Regions from separate parts of the Homo sapiens genome. Here region 2 is linked to region 1. Evidence: chromatin loops called from intact Hi-C (ENCODE). Cell type or tissue: PC-9. All regions are shown on one strand. Each heading gives the region's core, and the rest is flanking DNA. Links, peaks and the distances in the headings are about the cores only. Region 1 has its middle 8.5 kb from the start of GPC1. Region 2 has its middle 93 kb from the start of OTOS.

The links. Peaks named below come from ENCODE experiments on the same cell type or tissue, not always from the same donor. Only the 100,000 strongest peaks of a DNase experiment are listed, where the experiment ranks them.
Region 2: a loop joins it to region 1, with 5 times the contacts of the local background. A loop is called at or near these places in 100 of 110 quality-filtered maps.

What each region holds. Positions count from the first base shown.
Region 1 is chr2:240,423,764-240,430,598 of GRCh38, forward strand. No RefSeq gene overlaps it. Among named protein-coding and RNA genes, the nearest start is that of GPC1, 8.5 kb to the right of the region's middle. RefSeq lists enhancers at 3,147-3,648, 3,649-4,148. In PC-9, for the core only: no CTCF peak of the experiment used is centred there; a DNase peak (open chromatin) is centred at 3,298; H3K4me3 peaks cover 482 bases; H3K27ac peaks cover 2,008 bases.
Region 2 is chr2:240,229,922-240,236,756 of GRCh38, forward strand. No RefSeq gene overlaps it. Among named protein-coding and RNA genes, the nearest start is that of OTOS, 93 kb to the left of the region's middle. RefSeq lists silencers at 3,233-3,442, 3,793-3,842 and enhancers at 3,785-4,326, 5,573-6,073, 6,202-6,806. In PC-9, for the core only: a CTCF peak has its summit at 3,161 (motif pointing right); DNase peaks (open chromatin) are centred at 3,190, 3,520 and 3,700; H3K4me3 peaks cover 982 bases.

The DNA of each region.
Region 1 (6,835 bases), core at 779-5,778:
CCCTGGCACCTGCGTCTCTGCTGCTAACCCTCCTGATGAGTGCGCCAGGAGTATTCCGACCAGTGACAGTCCCTGGTGCCGGCATCTCTGCCACTAACCCTCCTGATGGGTGCACCAGGCATATGGCCTCCGACCAGTGATAGTCCCTGGCACCGGTGTCTCTGCCACTAACCTTCCTGATGGATGCACCAGGCGTACGGCCCTCGGGCCTCTCGCGTTCAGCCCAAGCTCATTGAGTGGAAATCCCCGGGTTACCAGCCCTCCCACTACCCTGTACCCAATGCCACTCCGGGTGCCACGCGCCAGAGTCAATTTCCGCCCAACACCACGACTGTGTGTGGCTCTGGCATTTCCAACCACTAGGAGGGCAGGAGGGCTGGCCAGCAGGCGAGGTCTCTGTGTGTGATTTTGAAATGCCTTTTCCCACAATGGCAATTAAAGTGCAATGCCTAATTCTGGACAGCTTCAGAACGAGCTTTAGAAATGGATGAGCTTTAGAAATGGTCACGTAGCAAGAAAATCTCCTTCCAGAAAACCTGCAGGCATGGAGGGAGACTGAGGTGGGGCTAGGGCTGGGGCTGAGGGCTGGGTCTTCCTGAGGCACTGTGGGGGCAGAAAGCAGGAGGCTGGCTGGTGACTGACGCTGCAGAGGAAGACAGAAAGCTTGCACTTTCTCCACGATTGTGTTGAGCAACATTCTAAACACAGTCCTGAGGCTCTCAGTGAATACAGGAGTCTTCACGTTGGGGACAGAATCTCGGAGGGCAGGCCTGTTGGTCTGGACCAGGGGCATGGGGGAAATGTCCAGGCCCTTGGGGCCACACAAGTGCAGTGCCCGGCTCCGCCAGATTCACACTTTTCCAAACACCCCTGCTCCTTCTTAGCTTGAGGGTTAATGGCAATGCCACCTCACGTGGTCATTCATTCATTCAACAAGCATTGGTCACTCCTACAACAACCACTCACCACCCAGCCGTGAAGACCCGAGTCTCAGCGGGCACTGCCCCACCAGGCACATTCTGGTGCTTCGGATACAGCAGAACCAACAGCTGCCCTTGCCCTGGTGATGCAGTTACCTTCCAGGGAGAGGAAGCCAGCTCATCCATGAAGAGATGATTTCTTAGGGCAGCTGGTGCTGGTGAGGACACCAGGCGGGAAGCCCAGCCAGCAGTCACTCTGTGAAGCGGCTTAGCGGACTCTGCCTAGCCTGGTGCCCAGCACCTCTGACCCCGCAAAAACACGCACCCATGTGCCCCTGGTGGCAGAGACAAACACAGCTACAGCAGCGCTCTTGAAACCACACGATTGTCCAGCCACGGTGGCCTGGGCATGGAGACCACAGGCGCTCACAACGGAAGGCCACCTGAGGACGAGAAGTGGGCAGCAACGCAGGTGGTGCTCAGGATCGAGAGACCGAGGTCAGCGCCAGGGAGAGTGCCAGGCCCGGCGGCCCAGTCCATGGGTCAGGGTCGAAGGCAGGGCACCTGTCCTGTGGCAGGGGAGCTTTGGGCAGGGGGACTTCAGGGTGCAGGACAATGTGGAGAGGACGTGAGGGGTCCCTGGGGCAGGGCATGCTCTGTTTCTCAATCTGGGTGCACTTTAAGAGATGCAAATTCATCAAGCCCTACCGTCAGGCTTGCACACTGATCTGCGGTATACCACACAGCGTGGTGACTCACACCTGTGATCCCAGCACTTTGAGAGACCAAGGCAGGAGAATTACTGGAGGCTAGGAGTTCAAGAGCAGCCTGGGCAAATAACGAGACCCTGTCTCTACAAAAAAAAAAAAAAAAAAAAAAAAAAAAATTAGCCAGATGCGGTGGTGTGCACCTGTAATTCCAGCTATTCAGGAGGCTGAGGCAGGAGGATTGCTTGAGCACTGGAATTCAAGGATGCAGTGAGCTATGATCGTGCCACTGCACTCCAGCCTGGGCAACAGAGCAAGTTCTTGTCTCTAAACAACAACAACAAAAATGGTTAAAATATCACGGGCAACACCTTGGAAACCAATTCATGCACAAGGATTGAAGATGCTTCCAGTTCACTCAGACCTCTGTAAACTGTGGCAGTTCCACCTGTCCAGAGTCAGCCCAGTGTTCCTGCTGGGTGGGAGGGAGCCAGGGCTTGCCTGCTGGAGACCTGGCGCCTCCCCTTCCAGGTAAGGGCTCTGTCTTCAGGGTCTGCCCACCTTTTCCAAGGCATGAGATGATGGGAGGGGAGGATGTCGCTGGAGAACGTAGTGATAAACAGGGAGGTGACAGGGCAGGGACGATCACAAGCTGTTGTGAACTTGTGTGAATTGTTAATACTTAACCTCCCTGAGCCAGGTGCTTTTCTATAAGCTGGATGCAAACAGACCCACCTCTCAGGGAGACTGTGCACATCTGAGACAGTCTTCAACTGCGTTCCCCCAAGAAGCAGATGCTGAGACAAGGTTCGTTTACTGGATGGTCCCAGGAAACAGCAGCAGGGGCGTGAGGAAGAGATGAGGAGGGAAGTAGCAGGATGGGTGATCGGTGCAGCTCACTGTGACCTGGCTCAGCCACAAGAAACCTCAGGAGACAGCGTAGAGCAATGGTCAAATAAAAACGACCGTGGCCACTGGTTCAGAGAAGCTCCTGCCCCAAACCCAACACCCAGACCAAACCAGAATGGAGTCACTCATGCTTCATGTCACATCATCAAACTGAACTTAGAAAGGGCCCCTTTTCCCAAAATGAAGAGATTCACCGCAGCCAATCAGTCTACCTGAGTCAGGAGACTCAGGAAGTCCCTCCGTGTTAGTCTGACAAGGAAAGTGACCCCACAATGCCCAATCACTTGCTGTCCTCTTATTTCTGTTTCTTCAGCCTTTTCTGCCTGTAAAGCCCACCTCTTCCACTCAGCTTATGGGAACACCCTTCCTAACTCTCCAAATGCGATGCTGCCTGATTCGTGAGTCACCAGGGATAGCCAATTAGATCTTGCGCGAGTCGGCTCTTCCATTGCTATGAAGAAACACCTGAGGCTGGGTCGTTTATAAAGAAAAGAGGTTTAATCAGCTCAGGCTGTAGAGGAAGCACAATACCATCATCTGCTTCTGGTGAGGGCTCAGGAAGCTTCCACTCATGGTGGAAGGCAAAGGGGGAGCAGGTGCGTCAACGGCAAGAGCAGGAGGAAGAGAGAGAAGGGAGAGGCCCTAGGCTCTCTTAAACAACCAGCTTTCTCGTGTGAACTAACTCAGCGACAGCTCACTCATCGCCAAGGGGATGACGTCAAGCCATTCACTAGGGTCCCACCCCTGTGACCAAACACCTCCCACAGGGCCTCACCTCCACCACTGGGGATCACATTTCAACAGGAGATTTAGAGAGAAGAAACTTTCAAACCATATCAGATCTTAACTAAATGTGTTGAAAGTTTGTTTTGTAACAGCACACACATGCCTGGGTTTCCAGCTGTGTAGCAGGAACTGGTGCCTGTCCACCAGCTAAGGGATACGTCTAAGTCATTTTCTTTCTGCCACTTCCAGGTTACTCTGCCAGGGGACCCAGGGAAACCCAGCAGGCAGCGGTCACTGGCGACCTTGAGTGTGGAGAAGGGAGCGAGGAGGAGCCTGGGTGGACACCTGCAGCACCTGCTTCAGAGGCGAAGTGGGTACAGGTACTCACTGCACTCGCCTCCCTGCACTGGGTGGGTCCTCATGGGTGGGCTGCCATGGTTCTGTTGCAGGCACATGTGATGTGTGGTGGCAGTGGGAGGTGGCCAGGTGGCTGGATTGAGAAATGCAGCTCCCAGCCACCTGGCCACTCCAGCCTCATGATGCTGAGGTTAAGACAGGGTCGCTCACTGGGGGACGGCGCCTTGCCTCTTTCTCTGCACCTCCAGCAGCCTGAACTATGCCCACTTGGGAAGGACGAGATCGTCGGACGCTGGGAGAGGCTCCCTCCATGTCAGGCCTGCTCTCGGGCTCCACGTGGATAATCAGCTCCACACCTCATCCCTCATGGCAATTCTGCTTGGCTTTGGTTTCTACTGAGGTAAAATTCATGTAACATAAAATTAACCACTTTAAAGTGTCCAATTCCGCAGCACTTCATCTGCTCACAGTGCTGTGCAGCCTCACCTCTGTCTAGTTCCGAAACATCTCATCTCCCCACAAGGAAACCACTAAGCAGGCTCTCCCCATCTCTCCGTGCCTCCAGCCCCCACAACCACGCACCTGCTGTCTGCTGCTGTGGGTTCAGGGGAATGTGAAATGCTGGTTATTTCACAGAAATGGAGTCACATAGCCTGTGACCTTTGATGTCCAGCTTTTTTTACTTACCGTGATCTTTCCAAGGCCCCTGCACACTGCAGCAGGAATCGGTGCCTGATTCCTTTTTATGGCTGGAGAACATTCCCTTGCATGGATAGGTCAGTTTTGTCTGCTCATTGGGTGGATATTTGGGATGTTTCCATATTTTGACTACTGTGAATGGTGCTGCTGTGAACATCCATGCAAAAATTTTTGTTTGAATACTTGTTTTCAATTATTTTGTCCATACCCCTAGCTGTATGTTAATTCTGTTTTACTTTCTGAGGAACCACCAAACTGTTTTTACAGTGGCTAAGCCATTTCATGTTTCCACCAGCAATATACAAGGTTTGTCATTTTCCCACATCGTCGCCGACACTTATTTTCCGATTTTTGGTGCTAGCTATCTCGAGTGTGGTGTGTGACATCCTGTTGCTCTGATTTACATGTCCCTGATGACTAGTGATACTGAGCATCTTTTCATGAGATTATTAGTCATTTGCATATCATCTTTGGGAAGGTGTCTATTCAAATTCTTTGCTATTTTTAAAACTGACTTTTTGCTGTTGTGTTGAAGAGTTTTTTTTTTTTCTTCTGGAAACTAGACATTCATGAGATATATGATGTGCAAAAAAATCCTACCATTCTGTGGTTTGTCTTTTCACTGTTTTGATAGTACCCTTTGAAACACAAAGGGTACTATCAAATTTTCATAAAGTCCAATTCTTCTGTTTTTTTCTTTTATTGCCTGTGTTTTTTGTTTCATATCCAAGAATCTCTTGCCAAATCCAATGTCATGAGATTTCCCCAATATTTTCTTCTAAGAGTTTTTGCTCACTGGGGGTTTTGGTCCATTTTGGGTTCCCTGTTGTGTATGGTGTGAGGTAGGGTCTAGCTTCATTTGTCCCTGTACCACTTGTTGAAGAGACTACTCTTTGTCTCATTGAATAATCTTGGCATCCTTGTCCCAAAAAATTGACCACAGGTGTGTGGGTTTGTGTCTGAACTCTTCTATTCCATTTGTCCACATGTCCGCCTTCATGCCAATATCAAACTGTTTTGATTACTGTAGCTTTGTACTGTAGTAAGTTTTGAAACTGGGAAACTGAGTCCTCCAACTCTGTTTTTGTTTTTTAAGACTATGTGGCTATTCAGGGAATATCCTTGTTTCATGCCCATTTTTCCTCCGAGAAAATGAAGAGAGAAGAAGACTGAGTGACCTAAGGGGGTGGCTCAGCTGGTCAGCACCAGCAATGACAGAGGGAGTGACGGGGCTCAGGGGCCAGAAAAGGAGCAGGATGTCCATAGGGCAGAGGTCCTGTGGCTGTGCCTGGCCCTGACCCAAATCTACTGTCCTCACCTGGCTGACAACCCTGCCCTCACAGGCTGCAATCACTCTGCTCATGTGACACTTACTCAGGAAGCCCTGCACCTGCCTGAGAGTCACCTCGCCTCCCTAAAATGAGGCCCAGAGGCCAGGTGTCTAAGCCTCCCTTGGCCGCCCTCCCTGGGCCGCAGCCCCAGGTCTGGGGAGCACTTTGGCCTGAGGCCCTCTGGAAGGGCAGGGCTTCCCTCTGTCACCTTCTCAGGATGCCTTTGCCAGACTTTCGTTGAAGGTAGGGGACCAAGGCCAGGTGGGCTGGTCAACGCCACCTTTAGGGAGGGGCCTCGCCACCACTAGTGCCTGCCCACTCCCCAGCACGGGTGGGCCAGCCAGAGCTGACCCGATGTGGCTGAGCTTGGCTGTAGGTGTGACCCATGGGCCAGGCCATGGTTGCAGGGTGTGGTCAGGGCCTCTCCTCCTCCCTGGTCCTCAGCCGTTGTCTACGGCTTCAGCCTCTCCTCCTCCCAAGTCCTCGGCTGTGTCTTGTTCCAGCCCCCCTCCTCCTTCCCTCCCTGGACACTCCCACTGTGTCCAGGAGGGCCCTGCAGCTGCCTTCACCTCTGGTTGTGCCGGTGGCTGCAGGGCAAATAAAACCAACCCTTCCCCCATCCCCCTCCCCAGGGACCAGGCAGCCTGTCCCTGTCCCCAGAAGAGGCCTTGCACCACCCCTTCCCTCCCACAGGCCTCAGGGGCTCCCTTGCCCTTCAGCCGTCCAACGCTCAGGACACCTGTCCCCTGCCACCTAGCGGGGCATTACTATTGCACAGAGAAACAGACACTCGGATGCGGCAGTTTCGCCTCCTCAGGAAAATAGGATTCCCAGAGAGGACCAGCAGGCCAGGGAGGCTACAGTCCTCCCTCAGCTGCACCATGCAGGTGCCTCTCTCGCCTGTGACTCAGCCTCACCTGCCAAGGTTGCAAGACCCTGCTCGGTGGGCCCTGGCAAGGCCTCCCCCTTAGGAGACGGCTCTTCCACTGAGCCCCTGGATTCCCTCCCACCCAGCGCAGGCCGGCGGCACACAGGGCAGGCCACTGTGAGCACTCTGGCTGCTCTAGGCCCTGACACAGTACAGGCCTGTGTCCTCCGCAGCCAGGTGTGCAGGCCCCCAACCCCCCCCACCCCCAGCCCATGGCTTGCCAGCCAGGGCCATGGAAGCCACAGCCACCTCCCCACA
Region 2 (6,835 bases), core at 1,095-6,094, 190 kb before region 1:
GCATGCTTCCTCAACTCCTTAGCAGTGAGGGTGCAGGCATGGGACATTGATTCTCCAGAATATTGCACCTGCCCATTTCTTGGATGCCAACGTGGGAAGTATCGGTGGCAGCTGCAGGTGGAGAGGCTGGGCCCTGTGACAACCTGACAGTAGAGGTGTGGCTTGTCACCAGTCTCAAAGGTACCAGTGCTAATGGCAAGGATGACAACAGGATGCCACTGCAATGGTTGGGTCGGATATTTTTTCAGACAAACATTTGGAATGATAAAGAATGGACTGTTCCCAGGGGACTTGAGGGGAAAATTGGCAAGGGTGTTGAAGACGATGGGGAAAGAGGCTGGGCTGCAAGAAAGCCATGGTGGAAGGGAACAGTCAGAAGACGCAGCCAGAGAACAGCGAGGCTGGGGGTCCCAGCAGAGGGGAGAGGTGCCTCAGCGATGGTCCAGGGAGGGAGAGCAGAAATGACAGAACAGTGAGTGTTGCTGGAGCGGAGGGGTCCGGCTGGTGTGCTGAGAGTTCCCAGGGAGAGCACCACCCTCTTTCAGAATGACAGGAGGAGTCAGATACAGAGGAAGACTAGGAGGGTCAGGATGTCTCTCAGGGTCTCAGGAGGGAAAGTGACACACAGATTGGAGGGGGAAGTGTGTCTTAGCAGATGGCCCTAGCTGCAAGGAAACAGCTGGCTTCATTCAACTGTGAAGAAGTGAAGAAGGGAAGGGGCCTGGGGGCAGGGAAGGTCTTCCCCATTCTGAATTCTGTGGAGTGAAAAACGGGCTTCGGTATAGCAGGAGCAGGGGATGAACTGCAGGGAAGGCAGTGTGTTTTCCACCGAAACTGCATCCCTGGGACATCCAGGGCTGCATGGAAGGAAGCCAAGCAGTAGGCCCAGCTCTGCTGGGGGTCCAGGGACTGGCTAAGGGGTCAGCAGATCTTCCACCAGGGGGAAGGGCAGGGGTGTCCACCAAAGGAACTGGCCCCAACTGGGTTGGCTGGACCTCCACGGAAACCTCCCTGGCTCTGACGCTAGAAAAGCTTTTAGTAAAAATAGACACCTACTACTTACTGGAAGAATAAAAGTCACGGTGCAGAGAGACTATGTTTTAATATGATGAATATCCCTTAACATAACACCCCACATTATACCTAACAGTGAACTCCAGGGAAATGGCCCTTAAAAATCAGAAATTAAAAACAGGTGTTTGCCAACTGCATTAAGATTGAACAGGCTGGGCCGGGCGCGGTGGCTCACACCTGTTATCCCAGCACTTTGGGAGGCCAAGGTGGGCGGATCACAAGGTCAGGAGATCGAGACCATCCTGGCCAACATGATGAAACCTCGTCTCTACTAAAAATATAAAAAATTAGCCGGGCTTGGTGGCAGGTGCCTGTAGTCCCAGCTACTCAGGAGGCTGAGGCAGGAGGATGGCATGAACCCAGGAGGCGGAGCTTGCAGTGAGCCGAGATCGTGCCATTGCACTCCAGCCTGGGCGACAAAGCGAGACTCTATCTCAAAAAACAACAACAACAACAAAAAGATTTAACAGGCCGGAGGATGTCGATGCCATGAGTCATGAACCCATCCTGCCTCTCACCCTGGCAACTGGCAACGGGACCTCCAAAAGCAGGAGGTAATGGCTTTGGCACCCAGAAACGCACAAGACAGAGAGCTATGGTTTCCCCAGTGTCTGGTCCTTGGAGGCTCCATGTGACCTAATTACACGCTGCCTTCCAAGCCTGATTGAGAGCAGAGGTGGTCAGGATGCTCAAAGCCCCTCCCAGACATTCTGTCCAGCCAGCAGCAGACCCACCAGTCCCCGCTCACCTATGCAGATGAGTGGCACTGTGCCACTTGCTCAGATGGAGCAGTCAGTAAGTAGCCAAGGGCATCTGGGTTGCAGACCTCAGTTTGAAAAAAAAAGGGAAGCAGGCGTTCGTCCAACATCACCCAGTACTGAAGACGCACCTTCCCTGTGCCAGGCATGGCCCTGGAGCTGAGCACGTCACTGACCAAAACAGACCAACAGTACCACCCTGGAGGGACTCATCTGTCTCCCAGGGAGTCGGCTTTGTTGGGGCCAGGAACCAGCCACCTTTGGGACCCTCCAGTGGCCAAGCCTGGAACCCTCTCTCAGGTGCCACCTGCCTGGGGACTGCGCAACAGTGCTGAGTGAAGGTGAAGCTTGGGAAGCCTCTCCCACAGGTGAGGCTATGTTGTTCTGCAAATCTACAAAGACAGATGACCAGGAGGGACCGCGGCAGGCAGCGCCTTCAGGCTGGGCGCAGACCCTTGAGTGTGAGCAGCAAGGAATCGACGGGAACAGACTGGGAGAAGGGCCCTGCACGCCCGCAGCTCTGCCCTGCACCTTCTGTTCAGAGATCACTTCTCATCAGGAGGCTGCGAAGGGAACTGGTGCTCCAGCTAAGGGTGGTCCCACAGGGTGACCTTGTCTGTCCTGAAACGGAAGCTGTTGTACTAGACTGGGTGCCACAGAATTTAACGTATACCCAATGGCCATACCCAGGCCTGCAGGTTTATGTCCCCGTGACTTTCAATATGCCCAGCTTGTCCTAGCTGCTTCACTAGGAAGTCCTGAGCCTCCGACAGGACACTTTCTGGGAGAATCACAGAGGCGTGTCTCTAGCGAGCGGCTTCCACTCTTTCTTCCAGACAGCCCGATTTCCCCACATGCACCTGGGCCTTGAGAACAGTCCCTGGAGGAGCATCCGACACTAGCAGGCCCAGGAGAACCACATCAGTCCCTCTCTTTGGGCAGCAGCCCTCCCCCTGCTGGGCTGGACTTCGCCCTCGTGGCACAGCGGGCAATTCTGAGCCAAAGCCAAAATGCCAGCTCCCAGCCTCCTAGGAAGGACGGGTCTGTGCGGAAGGCTCTGCGGCCGGCTCTGCCCCCAGGGCTCCCAGCAGCGGGCTCCCGAGGCCTGGCTTCTCCCGGAGGAGACCCCAGCTTCTCCAGCGTTCTTACATTTCTGTATTTCAGACCCAAATAGACCTTGTTCCAGGTTCTCAATGTCCTCCCCAGGGTGGGGCTGGTGGAGGCCTCCAGGTCCTGGGGTGTGTGTGGGCTGCTGGAGGGCAGGCCCGAGACCCAAAGGCGCGTCTCCCTCACCCGCCTCGCCGACACCAGGGGGCGCTGGAGCTCAGCAAAGGGCCCGGAGGCCGCTCTGAAACTCAGGCCTTAAAATACAGGCAGGATCAGCCTTTGGAGCCCTCCCTGCCGGCCGGGCCTGCCCGGCGCCCAGTCAGCGTGCTGCCGGGCCTGTGCCCCTGACGGACCTGGCACAAGGGGGCACCCAGGGGTCTGCAGCCGGATGATGCGAGCTCAGGCCTCCCCCACCTGGGGTGAGACGCCCCCATCCCATCAGCGCACCCCTGCAGCAGGGAAGCATAAGCCTGGCTGCGGCCCCGCCCACAGCACCTCTCTGGTCCAGCCCCGCCCACAGCACCTCCACCTCCAGCCCCGCCCACAGCACCTCCCCTCTCCAGCCCCACCCACGGCGCCTCCCTTCTCCGGCCCCGCCCACAGCACCTCCCCCACTTCAACCCCACCCACAGCACCTCCCTCCTCCCCGGCTGCAGCTCTCCCCTCAAGCCCCGCCCACAGCCCCACAGCACCTCCCCACAGCCCTGCCCACAACACCTCCCCCTCCAGCCCCACCCACAGCACCTCCACCTCAGACCCCGCCCACAGCACCTCCCGCCTCCAGCCCTGCCCATAATACCCCCCTCCTCTGACCCCGCCCACAGTGTCTCCCCCCTCTGGCCCACCCACAGTGCCTCCCCCTCCAGCTCCTCCCACAGCACTCCCTCCTCCGACCCTGCCCACAGCATCTACCCCTCCAACCCCGCCCACAGCACCTCCCTCCTCCGGCCCTGCCCACAGTGCCTCGCCCCTCCCGCCCCATCCACAGTGCCTCTTTCCTCTGGCCCCGCCCACAGCACCCTGATCCTCCAGCCCCACCCACAGTCCCCCCCTCCAACTCCGTGGCTGCAGCCCCGCCCTCAGCACCTCCCTCCTCGGGGGGTGCCGCAGGACCTGGGACGCACCTGATGTTTCTGGGGGGGAAGGGGCACCCTTCTGCAGTTTGCATTGGTCACCTTAACAGCGGGGCACTGTGGTCACAGATCAAGTCCTAAAGGAAAGTAAACCTCTGTTCAGTGGCCAGGGAGGAAACAGGTTGTGAGAAATAACGGAACATTCTTCAGACAGGACAACAATTCGGAGTCTTACACCATCCCAGGTTTTTTGACACGAGGGCTGTCCCCGCGTTGCTCTCCCTGGGCCTGTGGCACCCACTTGCTGGCTAAGGTTAGGACCCACCCTGGGGCGCCTGCCCAGCGGTGACTGTGTCCACAGCACTCTGGGTGGCACCTGCCCAGCTACTTCTGGTTGTGCCCTGGTCACACAGGCATGGTTGGGGCAGAGTGTGGCAGGTGCTGCCTGCACCAGAGCTCCCCATGTGCCAGGCTTGGTGCCCACGTGTGCTGGTGATGCTCTCACCTGGTCCTCAGTGCAGTGGAATGCGGGACACACTGTCACAGCCTCAATTTACAGCTGGGGAAGCTGAACCCCAGAGGAGTTTGGTGACCTATCCAAAGTCACACCGTCTGGAAGTGGCTGAGCCATCATCTACCAATGCCTGTGAGCTTGAGCTCACGTCTCCAAGAGGGTGCAAGCCTGGGTAAGCAGGGACTTGCTCAGCCTCCAAGGAAAACCCACACCTGCAGCAAATGGCTCCAGGTTCAGGCTGGCCCCCGACTCTGTGAAACCACAATGACCAGCCCTGGGATGTTAAGCTCTGGATCGGAAGAGGAGAGGTCAAGAGAGCAAAATCCTGCAAGCCATGAGCCGTGGGAAATGAGTGAGGTGCTGGTTATTACGGAATGTGCCCAGCCTGACGTGATCACACACAGACACAGGCCTCTGGGGGTGGTGCTCCCAGCTGACCTCTGCAGGATCTCTGCACCCTGAATGGCAGGTCCACGTATCATTGCTCTTGCATGTCCCTCACTACCCCAGGAAATGGCCACCAAATCCCCCAAATCACCCTGGACACCAACACTGAACACAGAATGCTTTTGGATTCCCTAAGGTACAAAGGAAATCTTGGTAACTTCTTTCCCCAGGTTGCCTTAGCTTTCAGGGTTTCCGTGAGCTGTGAGCTCACCTGTGCGTCCTGGCCAGCTGCAGAGCACTGCAAGACCTAAAAGGAGGGAGAAGAATGGGCTTGTGGGGCATGGCTGGGCTGCGGCTCTATATGCAGCAGTGAGGAGATTTCATCATGGCCTTGGGCTGCAGACCCCGGCTTCCTGGCATTTCTCATGCACCCTCCTGAGCCCCAGGTGCTGGGTTACATGTCAGTGTGGAGACTACACCCCGTGACCCAGGCACATGCCCTCGAAGGCTGGTTCTTGAGGGCCAGCTTTGGGAGGACAGGTGAGGGCTCAGGGGTGACAGAACACCTACCTGGGGTTCAACAGGCCACCCCCAGTCCTGGAGCCCCTGCTGCTGTCACCCCACCGGCCCAGGCCAAGGACTGCACTTCTCCTTGCAGTGGACCCCTATGAGCGTGCTGTGACCCCCTCACAAGGTCACCGTACCTGTCTGGCCCCAGCTGCAACCTGCCTGGGAGCAGGTCTAAAAACAGGCCCTGCTGCTGGGTGACTGGGCAACTGATCCGGGTTGGGGCGAGGGTGTGGCCGCCACCCGAGGCCGCCCTGTGTCTGGGCAGGTCTCAACTCTTCCTCTGATTCTCCCTCTGTCCCCGAGGAGCTCTCGGTCCCCGAGCCCGGTCAATACCTGAGCCAGGCATTCTTAACCTCCTGTGCACCGAGGCCCCATGGCAGGTAGTGAAAGTTAGGGACCCCTCATCAGAATAATGTTTTTAGGTGCATAAAATAAAATGCATAGAATCGCAAAGGAAACGCATTGCATTGAAATTGTTAGCACAGGTGAGAGCTGAGTTTTCCGCAGAGTGAGGTGCAGGCTCTTCTATCAACGCGTCACCTGGGGTGTACTCAGCAGTTTGAGCAGTGCTGGGCACCTCGCTGCCTGGGGATCCTGGCCACAGCTGCAGTGATGGGAAGACACTATGGCTTCTTCTGGAACCGAGTCACCTTCTTCCATGCTCACAATGGAAGGAGTACCATGTCAGCTTAGCTGAGCAATGGGACAGTTTCTCCCCATGCATGCTCAGGGGAGTGGCCACCCGGAACCTTCTCCCTCCAGCTCCCCTCCCTCATCCTTTGGGTGCACTGTGACCCTGAATCAGCTCTGTGGGGTGACTCCCAGCCCAGAACCCTCAGGCCCAGAACCCCCACCACCACGGGTGGTACACAACCAAGCTCCTTGGCCCCCCAAGAAGGTCTATGGGAATTGCCTGTTCCAGGTCTGCCTTCCAGGCTGGCCCTCACTGGCCTGGGACACCCATCGTCCTCCTGTTTGCACCTCTGCTCCTCCTGGGTAGACCGCATCCCTCCTCAGCCAGCATGTCTCTCCTGCCTCCTCCCCCAGTGACCTCCCCACCAGCAGCCATCCCCTCACCCCATCTCCCTAGGGACACCTCTCTCTAGCCATCCATCCCATTCGAGGCCTCATCCCCGCTCCCATCAGGGCCTCCTCCATCCCAGATCCCTGGGGACAGCAGGAGCCAGGACCTAGCGAAGGTTGTGTTGACCCTAGCGTTGGAAGAAGGCCTGCTTGGAGGGGGCTGGGTTAAGAAACAGGAGCTCCAAGTGGGCCTGGCTGTCCTTGGCCTGAAGGACTGCTGACAGGAAGCAGCTGGTTTCCAGTGACAGGCGGGCCGGGGGTGGTGGCAC